Linked DNA regions of Homo sapiens: region 1 is linked to region 2. Evidence: chromatin contacts called from ENCODE Hi-C data. All regions are on one chromosome and are shown on one strand. The core of a region is the stretch at or near the end of the contact, and the rest is flanking DNA. Distances in the headings are between cores, read along the strand shown. Region 1 holds the start of WASHC2C (WASH complex subunit 2C). Region 2 holds the start of ALOX5 (arachidonate 5-lipoxygenase).

Region 1 (5,561 bases), core at 2,612-5,111, 350 kb after region 2:
ATGAACTGTGCCAGGCATGTTACTAAAAGCACTTTATTATCTAATTTAATCCTTACAACTTTGAGGTTAGCTGCAGCACACAAAACCAACCTGTTGCATAAGCTAGTGCTTTTACTCACTATACTGTACTGTTTTGAAAAACAGTTTGTGGCCAGGCATTGTGAATCACGCCTGCAATCGGAGAACTTTGAGAGGGTGAGGCAGGTGGATCACCTGAAGTCCGGAGTTTAAGACCAGCCTGGCCAATATGGCAAAACCTTGTCTCCACTAAAAATACAAAAATTAGCTGGGCATGGTGGCACACGCCTGTAATCCTAGCTACTTGGGAAGCTGAGGCACGAGAGTCACTTGAACCCAGGAGGTGGAGGTTGCAGTGAGCCAAGATCGTGCCACTGCACTCCAGCCTGGGCGTCAGAGTAAGACTCTGTCTCCAAACAGACAAATAAATAAATAAATGGGCTACTCTATTCAGGAGAAATTCAGATTTTGGAGTCACAATGTTTCAGTGATAAATTCCAGGGTGTGGGACGTAGATTAAGGGTGTTAAGTTCGTGGCCACTGAAGTTACCCATGATGGTGTTACATAAAATCCAAGTTTGGTAATTGGCTCGCCTCAATTTTACCAACCAAGTTCCAAGTTCTAAAGTGTGTATGTGTGTGCGTGCGTGCGCGCGCGCGTGTGTGTGTGTTTTAATGAATGTGGGGGAAGTGGAAGAGGTTGGTAGATGGTGACTTAAAAATGAAGTCCCCTTAAGACTCTAAGACTGTTTTTGCAGACAGCAGTCTTAGTCTTCTTCCAGGCTGGAGTGGAGTGGTGCAATCTCGGCTGACTGCAACCTTGGTCTCAGGGGCTCAAGCGATCATTCCACCTCATTCTCCTGAGTAGCTCGAACTACAGATCTATGCCGCCATGTCCAGCTAATTTTTTTTTTTTGTAGATATGGGGTTTCACCATGTTTCCCAGGCTGGTCTCGAACCGCCTTGGCCTCCCACAGTGCTGGGATTACAGGTGTGAGCCACCACGCCAGCCCAGCCTTAGTGTTAACACTGTTATAGGTTACTGTAACATATTGGCTCACAGTGTGTGTTCTCGGGTCTGCCTCTTTCCTGGTTACCTAATCATAAGTAAGTTACTTCTCCTTTCTGTACCTCAGTTTCCTCAACTATAATTTGGAAATAATATTTCCTCCCTCATAGTCATTGTGTGAATTAAATGAACAATGTATAAAGTGGTAAATACTGAACACTTGATAAATGTTAGCTATTATTAAAGGAGAGACTGATATTTAAATGATTACAATACAATGTAATACCTTAGGATAAATACATCAAAAACAACTTTTTTCCTTATTTATTTTACAGCTTTATTACTGATTTCCCTCTAAAAAGAGACCCAAATAAATGTGGAGCGACTCATTATAGAGTAAGGAATCACAAAGTACCATAGTCACGTAACAAAAGCAAAAAAAAAAAAAAAGCAATTGTTTTACCTTTCAACTGCTGATGTTATGTACAATCTATCACAAGAAGCATAGCTGTGCATTCATGAGCTGATTGTATTAACCTCTAGAATTTTAGAAACGAGCACATCTAAGCATGTGGATACTCTCTTACCTTACAAAGTAAAAGCAAGCATTTTCTATTTTAAAATTTTTATATCTGTGTAAAACGAAGAATTCCTGGAGGTCAAATAAGAAAAATATACCAAACTCAAAACACTATTAAGTCATGAAACGAAGACTCTGAGGTAGAAGTCAAGCAATATAATCCACAATTTCAGGTATTCCCAGCAACCATCGCATCTCGCAAGTAAGATGTATTTTTTTTTAAAGTCTCAACTTCCAAAAAATCAATAATCCATTCTGTAAAATCAGATGTAAAACTATGACCGAGCCGGGCGCAGTGGCTCACGCCTGTAATCCCAGCACTTTGGGAGGCTGAGGCGGGCGGATCACGAGGTCAGGAGATCGAGACCATCCTGGCTAACACAGTGAAACCCTGTCTCTATTAAAAATACAAAAAATTAGCCAGGCGTGGTGGCGGGCTCTTGTAGTCACAGCTACTCGGGAGGCTGAGGCAGGAGAATGGCATGAACCTGGGAGGCGGACCTTGCAGTGAGCCGAGACTGCACTCCAGCCTGGGCGACAGAGAGAGACTCCGTCTCAAAAACAAACAAACAAACAAACAAACGACAACAAAAAAAACCAACTATGACCGACAGAAGACACCCAAACTTTTGTCGTGGTAACACAGTAAATGCTTTTACTAAAAGCTGCCAACATTTCTATCGTAAGGGGGCAGCTGGTTGTAACCTTAATGTCCATATTGGTCGGGATAGTAAGGTTCTTGTCTGTGTTGCGGGTAATTGTTACCGCAGGATTGTCCACGCCACTGATTGGATCGATTGTCACTTGGCCACCCCCATCTGCCGTCCCTGCCTCTGAACTGTCTGCTATCTTGCAACCGATTGTCTCTGTTTCTTTGGTTCCCACCAGCTCTGCTATTCCATTCCTCAACAATTGGAGAGGACTCAGGAGGGCGTTTCAAGTATTCCTGATACTCCTCGTCATCTTCTGTGAATCTACTAGCAAACATCTCTTCAAAATTTGGAACAGCTTTGGCAGTGTCAGTCATTCTGAAATTCCCAAAGATTTGAGGCAGCTGTATTGTTTAATGTTTAGGTTGTTTAAATCCGCCAAGGGCTGTGTCTATCTAGCTCGGGCCGAACCCCGCCAGCGAGACACTAAGAGACCGCAGGAGAGGTGGCCTCTGGCCCACCACACCGTGGAACTCCAGACCACCCCAGCTCTCCAATGTAGCGGAGACCCTTCCGCTAGCCATAGAAAATAACTTAAGTCACTTAAGCTGTACTTGGGGTAATCAGGTTATTTAATGAGGTGATAACTGAGGTGACTACAAAAGAAAAGTCTGGGATTGGGTGTGTGAGCAAGGTGCATGGGGACAGTGGTATGTTCTAGGTTGAAGGCTCACCCTAGGCCAAGCACCGTGGCACCTGTTTTACAATATCATAACTTTAATATCACATCCTTGCAAGATATGTAGCTTCGTTTTACTGAGGAAAGCTCAGAAAAGTTAAATAACTCGCCCTTGGGCACACATGACTGGAAAGAAATTGGGATTTTTATTTTAGTAAGTAAGTTGGTCAGGCACAAGGGCGACTCAGCAGAGGGAACTTCAAGGAAGTGTGAGACAACAGCTGGAGCCCTGAGCTGGGAGAGTGGAGGACGAATTATAAAGAGTTTTATGCCTGCCATAATGAGAAGCTTGTCCTTGAACTTGAGGGGAATGCTGAGAGTGCAAAGGACTTTAAGCAGGCCCTACACAGTGGCAGCCAAGCAGGTCATAAAGAGCAAGATGATGCCCAGGCAGATCAGGGATTCTCTTATCTACAGAGCGTCCGCCTACCAGCTCCTTCACAGCAGCGGATTTTGCTGCAAGAGAAGAGGCAGCAGGCCAGGCCTTTTCCTTCGCCCACAGCGCCTACGTCGAAGGCTCCCAGGCTGGTTGCTCCACTGGCTGCTTGAGGTCCCCTCTCTCCAGACCCGCCGAACTGGCGGCCGGTGCTTTGGCCGATCCCGCGCCGCTGCCTCGGGCCTTGGGCGGCAGCGCCCCCCGCCCAACCCGCCTCTGCAGCGTTCCTGGCGTCAGCCCCTATCCTCCAGCTTCCTCCGCCCCAACCTAGGGTAGAACCCCAAACTCCAGTCCCAGTCCACTTCCGCAGCTTCCTCCCCTCAGCATCGCAGGTCGGATCACGTGCGGGTTCTGTCACGTGACATCAGGTCACGTGAGGCCGGTCACGCCCCGGGCAGCTTGGCTGGGGCTAGGCTTCCGGGGCTCTGCGGTCCTCGGCCTGTGCTGGCAGCCTCGGAGCCCACCGAGCCGGGCGGCTGGGATGGTGAGGGCGGCGGGCCGGAGAGGGGCCGGCCTGGGCTGGGGCCGCCGTCCCTGCCGCCCTCAGGCTCAGCCTCTCTTCTCGTTTTTTTCGCTGCAGATGAACCGGACGACCCCCGACCAGGAGCTGGTGCCGGCGTCGGAGCCCGTGTGGGAGCGGCCGTGGTCGGTGGAGGAGATCCGCAGGAGCAGCCAGAGCTGGTCGCTGGCGGCCGACGCGGGCGTGAGAGGCGGGCCCCGGGGACGCGAGAGCGGCAGGGGTGACGCTTGGCTTGCGCGCAGGAGGGCCGGACCGCGACTGCCCCTGCACCTGGCCCGTCCCGTTGCCTGCCCTCTTAGGAACACACGCCCCGTTTAGCCCCCGAGAATGCCACCCTGGCAGTCCCCGGCCACCAGGGAGAGGGGCAGACCCTGACCGTGGCCCAGACGCGACGTTCCCTTCATGGGGTTTCTGGCTCAGCTCCATCCGGAGGGGAGATCCGTTTCCGCCACACTGAGGGATTGCTCGGGCACTAGGGAGGCGATTCCTGTTGGGACCTGGACTAAATGGGGTGGGAAACAAGCCAGTATGTGGATATCCTTTAATGGGATTCTTCAAATCGGGGGCCCAAAAAGCTCAGAACTGTTCGAGTCCCAAATGAATAGGATTTTTGAATAAGAGTGGTGGTTGATTAGCTAACCCTTGGTCTGTGATCTCTGTAGATTGACAACCAAAGAGGACTTTTAAAAGGAGACAGGGTTTTGCCCTGTCGCCCAGGCTGGAGTGCAAGTGGCTCGATCTTGGCTCACTGAATCCTCTGGGGTTCAGGTGATCCTCTCACCTCAGCGTCCTGAGTAGCTGGGACTATAGGCGTCCACCACACCTGTCTGATTTGTTTATTTATTTAATTTTAGTAGAGATGGGGGTCTTGCTATGTTGCCCAGACTGGTCTGCAACTCCTGGACTCTAGCGATAACCCTGCCTCAGCCTCCCAAAGTGTTGGATTACAAGCGTGAGCCACCATACCCAGTGCCAAAAAGGGATTTTAAATTTTTCCAGAAACGAGATAGGTGTCCATTAGCTCACTGCCACTCTTTTGATGAGCTTTCTTAGTGTTTTCCAATGTCACTTGGTTTTAGTACTTGTCAAACCAGCATTCCGGCCGGGCACAGTGGCTCACACCTGTAATCCTAGCACTTTGGGAGGCCGAGGTGGGCGAATCACGAGGTCAGGAGTTCGAGACCAGCCTGGCCAACATGGTGAAACCCCGTCTCTACTAAAAATACACAAAATTAGTTGGGCGTTGTGGCGGGCACCTGTAATTCCAGCTACTCGGGAGGCTGAGGCAGGAGAATCGCTTGAACGCGGGAGGTGCAGTGAGCCGAGATGGCGCCACTGTACTCCAGCCCAGGCAACAGAGTGAAACTCTCTCTCAAAAAAAAAAAAAAGCATTTCTTTCACATTCTAACACTCAAAGGTGAAAGGAAATGGGTTCTTTTTTGATGTGACATGCAGAATAGTTACATGTAACATTGATACTACTGTATGTTTATTTTTTAAAATAGCTACTACAGTTTCTACAGGAATTCTCACAGCAAACTATCTCTAGGACCCATGAAATCAAGAAACAAGTGGACGGACTAATCCGGGAAACCAAAGCCACAGATTG
Region 2 (5,537 bases), core at 617-3,116:
GATCTACAGCTTCAACTCAACCCCTATCAAAATCCTAGCTTGCTTTTTGGCTGAAATTGACAAGCTGATTCTATAATTTATATGGAATCTCAAAGGATCCAGAATAACCAAAACAATATTGAAAAATAAAGAACAGCGTTGGTGGATTAACATTTTCCAATTTCAAAACTTACTATAGCACTGCGGTAATCAAGCAGTGTGGCACTGTATAGCATGTACATTACAGATCAGTGGACTAGAATCAATGTCCAGAAATAAACCGTTATGTTTATAATGAATTACTTTTTAATAAGGTGTCAAGACAACGCAATGGGAAAAGAATAATGAATTCAACAAATGATGCATGGACAACCGGACATGCACATGCAACACAATGAATTTGAATTCTTCTATCGCTCCATGCATAAAAACTAACTCAAAATGGGTCACGGATGTAAATGAAAAGCTAAAACTATAATAATCCTAGAGGAAAACCTAGGAGTAAATCTTTAAGATGTTATTGTAGGCAGTGGTTTCTCAGATAGGACCCCAAAATCACAAGCGACAAAAGAAATTGGACTTAAAGTTAAATACTTTTGTGCTTCAAACATCATCAAGAAAGTGAAAACACAACCCGCAGAAGCAATAAAAATGTCTGTAAGTCATGTATCCGATTAGAGACTTCTATCCAGGATATATAAATAATGCAATTCAATGATAAAAAAGATAAATAGCCCAGTTTTCCAAAGAGTCAAGCATCTGAATATACATCTCTCCAAAAATATACAGATATCCAACAAGCATGTGAAAAGATGTTCAAAGCCATTTGCCAGGTGCACAAACCCAAGACAGTATGAGGAGATGCTACAGGGACTCTGCTGCTTCACAGACATGAAGCGTTGGTGAGAATGTAGGCAGCCGCCTTTGGGGACTTCACATCCCCGCCGCCCCACGCACGGTGAGCTAGTGTTTAAACTTAGCCGAGATCAATACACGCGACTGTGTGCCCGTCAGACCCTGCGCTGCCGGCGGGGCTGGGAGAGGCGGGCGCCAGGAGTGGGCGGGAACCTGGGGGTCAGGCCCCAGCCGCGGGAAGCCGCCCAGGAGCGCGCGAAACCTTCTCCACACCCTTCCAGGCATTTGCCCGCCGCGATTCAGAGAGCCGACCCGTGACCCCTGGCCTCCCCTAGACAGCCCCGCATGTCCAGATGTGCCGTCCCGCCTGCCTCCCGCGACCACTGGCCATCTCTGGGCCTGGGCGCGGTCTCGGCGCCCGCCTGCCCCCGCCAGGAGCCGCAGGTCCAGCCAGTGAAGAAGCCCGCGCTGAAGGAGCCTCTGTGCTCCAGAATCCATCCTCAGTATCAGCGCTGGGGTGGCCTCCTCCAGGAAGCCCTTCTGATTCTCTCATGGGTCGCTCTTCCTCTGCAGACTCCCGGAGCACCCCTGCTCCAAGTACCGCAAGTGGCACTGAGAACTTGGGGAGAGCAGAGGCTGTGCCTAGATTTGTAGGGAGTCCCCGCAGCTCCACCCCAGGGCCTACAGGAGCCTGGCCTTGGGCGAAGCCGAGGCAGGCAGGCAGGGCAAAGGGTGGAAGCAATTCAGGAGAGAACGAGTGAACGAATGGATGAGGGGTGGCAGCCGAGGTTGCCCCAGTCCCCTGGCTGCAGGAACAGACACCTCGCTGAGGAGAGACCCAGGAGCGAGGCCCCTGCCCCGCCCGAGGCGAGGTCCCGCCCAGTCGGCGCCGCGTGAAGAGTGGGAGAGAAGTACTGCGGGGGCGGGGGCGGGGGCGGGGGCGGGGGCGGGGGCAGCCGGGAGCCTGGAGCCAGACCGGGGCGGGGCCGGGACCGGGGCCAGGGACCAGTGGTGGGAGGAGGCTGCGGCGCTAGATGCGGACACCTGGACCGCCGCGCCGAGGCTCCCGGCGCTCGCTGCTCCCGCGGCCCGCGCCATGCCCTCCTACACGGTCACCGTGGCCACTGGCAGCCAGTGGTTCGCCGGCACTGACGACTACATCTACCTCAGCCTCGTGGGCTCGGCGGGCTGCAGCGAGAAGCACCTGCTGGACAAGCCCTTCTACAACGACTTCGAGCGTGGCGCGGTGAGCGCGGGCGGGGCACGGGTGGAGCGCGGGCTGAGGTGCGTCCGGGACCCGGTTTGGACGGCAGAGGCCTGGGCGGGGGCGCCGAGGGCCCGTCGGGGCGGCCCGGACAGGACTGGGGGTGTCCAGGACCCTGTCAGGGAGGGCAGAACTGCGGTGGGGCGTGCCCTGGGCTCCCAGTGGCCGGTGGGTACCCTGGTGGGCAAGCGTCCAGGACCCCTCGCGGCGGCCGCGACCCCTGTCGGAAACGGAGACTTCCCGCGTGCCGCCTGCAAGGCGTCTTCCCTGGGAGGAGAAGGCCCAAGGTTTCCCCTCCACTTCAAGATCTGGGCTCCGAGGCTCCGGAGCCCCCTTCACTGGGCCGCGTTTCTTGTGCCACCTCTTCCTTAGGCTCCTTCTGCAGGTCGCACAGGGAGGGAGAGGCAGATGAGTCATGCTCACAGAACTCTGAGGGCACCTCGGAGCAGCCAGCTGTGAGCCGTGGGGAAGGGTGCACGTCAGCGGGTCCAGAGGCCTGAGTTCTGTCCAGACATGACCACCAGCTCACTCTACCGTCTGTCTGGGCCTCAGTTTCCCCAGCTGAAAATGGAGGGTTGGCTTCAGTCTGGTCCATGAGTCATGGGTGAGCCCAGGCCCATCTGGTGGCTCAGACGGCACCTGGGCAGCTTACATTCTCAGGACAGTCCCCAGAGGAAATTAAAGGGAAGGAACAGAACCCAGGCCAGGAGAGGCTTTTCCTAAATGGAGGGGCTGCACTCCCTCCCAGCAGAATGTACACCAGGGAACACTTCCACGCTAGGTGTGAGGACGCGAGGGAGCCCTCAGCATTTGGAAGCTAGTTCCTAATGCTGATCTGGACCTGAATTCCAGCCCCACGACTCTTTTCCATGAGCATGGGCAGGTCGCAGTTCTCACTGAGCCTTTAATGAAGTGCCTAATCCAGTACCTGGCACAGAGGAAGCGCTCCGTAAATGACTGGTAATAGTCCCAGACATACTGCAGGTGCGCAGGGAATATCAGTTCCCTTCCACCCCACCCCAGCTCCTAACTGGACCAAAAAGATTTAGACTTTACCAAGCTGCCTTCTCACCATTTAGTTTATTATTTGATCAAACCTTGTGAAATTGCTCATAATGGACAAATACAACCGGCAAGTTCATGTTTCAACTGATTACTCTTGGATAAAATTTGTGTTTTAGGTGTGCAGAGCCTAAAGTAAGTAAAAACTACTCTTTTTCTGGATTCCAAGCTCTCCATGGGCTCGATTCCTATCCAGGAGCCCATACCCTCGCTGTAGCACGACATGGCCCTCAGCCAAGTTCACTAGCATCCTGGCTTGAGCTCCCTTCAAGAAGAGTTAGGTGTTGAGTACAAGAGCAACCTTCAGTTGCTTAGTTGCCCCAGTCGGGGAACTGACCCTGAGGACTGCGGTGCCCTGGAGTTAATGTGTCGTCCATTTAGGGTGATGGCACCCTCTGCCATTTCTGACGCACCTTCATTTACTTCCATTATTTCATGGATTCCCCACACCTGGGGGAGAAGGACAGGGTACAGGCTACTTCCCCTTTGTAAGTGCTTCCTCCTCCCCATTCTCCTCCACACATCATAAGGTTCTAGAAGCACAGGCCATTGGTGTGCTCACACTGCACAGCACGGGCACCCCGTGTGTGCTTTCCTCCTGCAGGGGACATGATAACGTGGCCATAGCGGGCTCTTCGGACAAAGAGTGAAGGCACTGTTTTGTCCACTATCTCCCTCTCTCGGTCTGTCTTCCCCTACCCTGAGAAGTCATTCAAATGACATTATAATTAAACACCTCAGCCGGAATCCCAGGGGCAAATTTCAGGAGAGATTTGCATGTCACATTTCCATTGGGTTGAGAGGGCTATAAGTCAGGGGTGGGGCGGGGGGTGGTTGGGGGTGGGGGCTACCGCAGGGTGGGGAACCAGCTAAGGCTGAAAGTTTCCTTGAAAAAATCAGCTTTTGAGAAAGTTCCTGTTGATGCAAAGTTACTCAACACTTTCTCTTGCCCAGCCCAGAACTACTTCCTCATTCTCCCAGCTTGGTATCTGTAAAGACAATCATCCTTTTTGGGTAAAGGTAAAAGAGAAACCCTAGAGGAAGTACTTGCTGAGAAGACAAGGTTATCCCATTTTACAGGGAAAAGTGTTAAAATCTGTATTGTTAACAGTAGTAACGATAACAATAACAATAAAGGTATTTCCACACAATTTAATCATTTCCAAGTTATTGGCAGGTCAACACCCCCCTCCTCCAGGGCATAGTTCAGTCAAATAATGGACAGGACTGATTTTTTCCTTGATAAAGTGAGTCACAGGTCCCTTGTTATTCTCATCAGAGTTCCGCATAGTGATTCAGTCAGGACTGGGAATCAAGTCCTTCGCAGGTGGGATTATCCTATAAACGGTTGTGTCTTCCTTGGCTCCTCACTGTCTGCTGGAGAAAGCCGGGATCCTACACAGAATGGCCCTGTTTCCAGAGGCTAACCCAAGTCTAGGCAAATTTAACAAGTTGATTTATTTCTTTAACTCTGTAAATTTAAAGTAATTCAGATCGGATACGATAACTGTAACAGATCTGAAGATTTCTGAGAAATCTTAGTTGGCCCATTTCATTCTGTGCTGGTACTTTTAAGAAAGCTAAGGGCAATAGCGTGGTGTTTAATATATGATACTTGAATATGTTCAACAAGTGTAGAAAAGTGTTATAATGATTCATGCTTCTTAAGTCAGTGAGTATTCTTACATTCATGAAAAATTAATTCTAGAATACCTCCTTCTTGTGAATGGGAATATATTAGTGGAGCATAAATATTTCTTTGGTATGACCCTCAATCCGTCTCTCATCTCCCAGTCTCCCCCTCTGAGCCATCTTTTCCCTACATTCTGCCCCCTCTTCTGCCTCCTCTTCCTTCCCCTGCTCCCAGTTCCCTAAATGCCCCCCGTTTCTGCTCTCTACCCTACAACTCTCCCTTCTTTTTTGCTCTGAATTTTCCTCTACACTCTGTCTTCCAGCCACCTCTCAGAGGCCCCTTCTCTGCTCCCTCAATCTCCGGCTCTCTGTCCCACATTTTCCCCCTTCTCTGCCCCTTGGTCTCCCTATCCACTACCCCAATCCCTCTCTCCGTCCCTTGTTTTCCTCAGCTCTTCCCCATAGCCTCCCCCTCTCTCATCCCGAGTCTCTGTTTTGTCTGGCCCCCAATCTTCCTCTCTGCTCTACAGCTTCCTCCTCCCACAGCCCCTCATTAGTCCCCCTCCAAGATGGGTAGTCTGGGGGTGGGGCACACATCCTTGCTTCCGCAGAGAGATCCGTCTCCCTGTCCCAGCAACAGCAGAGATCTGATGAAAGACAGATGAAAACTTTCCTAAAATGCTGATAGAAAGCTCACATGAAAACTGACCAACTGACTCTTTGCCGAAATATTCAAAAGCTTTAA

The links. A loop is a pair of places that touch in the nucleus more often than their neighbours do. Pooled maps may share reads with other maps.
Region 1: a loop to region 2 is called in a map with no recorded cell type, with 5 times the contacts of the local background. The contact joins the promoter of WASHC2C here to the promoter of ALOX5 in region 2. A Hi-C loop is called at or near these places in 2 of 37 single-sample maps with no recorded cell type and 1 of 50 pooled maps.

The regions. Positions count from the first base shown.
Region 1 is chr10:45,723,405-45,728,965 of GRCh38, forward strand. WASHC2C (WASH complex subunit 2C) reads left to right here and starts at 3,862. Exons shown (of 31, transcript NM_001330074.2): 1 at 3,862-3,916; 2 at 4,013-4,135; 3 at 5,458-5,561. The coding sequence starts at 3,914. LOC107984227 (RNA guanine-N7 methyltransferase activating subunit-like) reads right to left here and starts at 3,778. Exons shown (of 1, transcript NR_199876.1): 1 at 1,348-3,778. RefSeq lists enhancers at 3,088-3,833, 3,834-4,578 and a silencer at 3,553-3,602.
Region 2 is chr10:45,372,350-45,377,886 of GRCh38, forward strand. It overlaps ALOX5 (arachidonate 5-lipoxygenase), which reads left to right and starts at 1,867. Exons shown (of 14, transcript NM_000698.5): 1 at 1,867-2,080. The coding sequence starts at 1,931. RefSeq lists enhancers at 1,635-2,245, 2,246-2,854.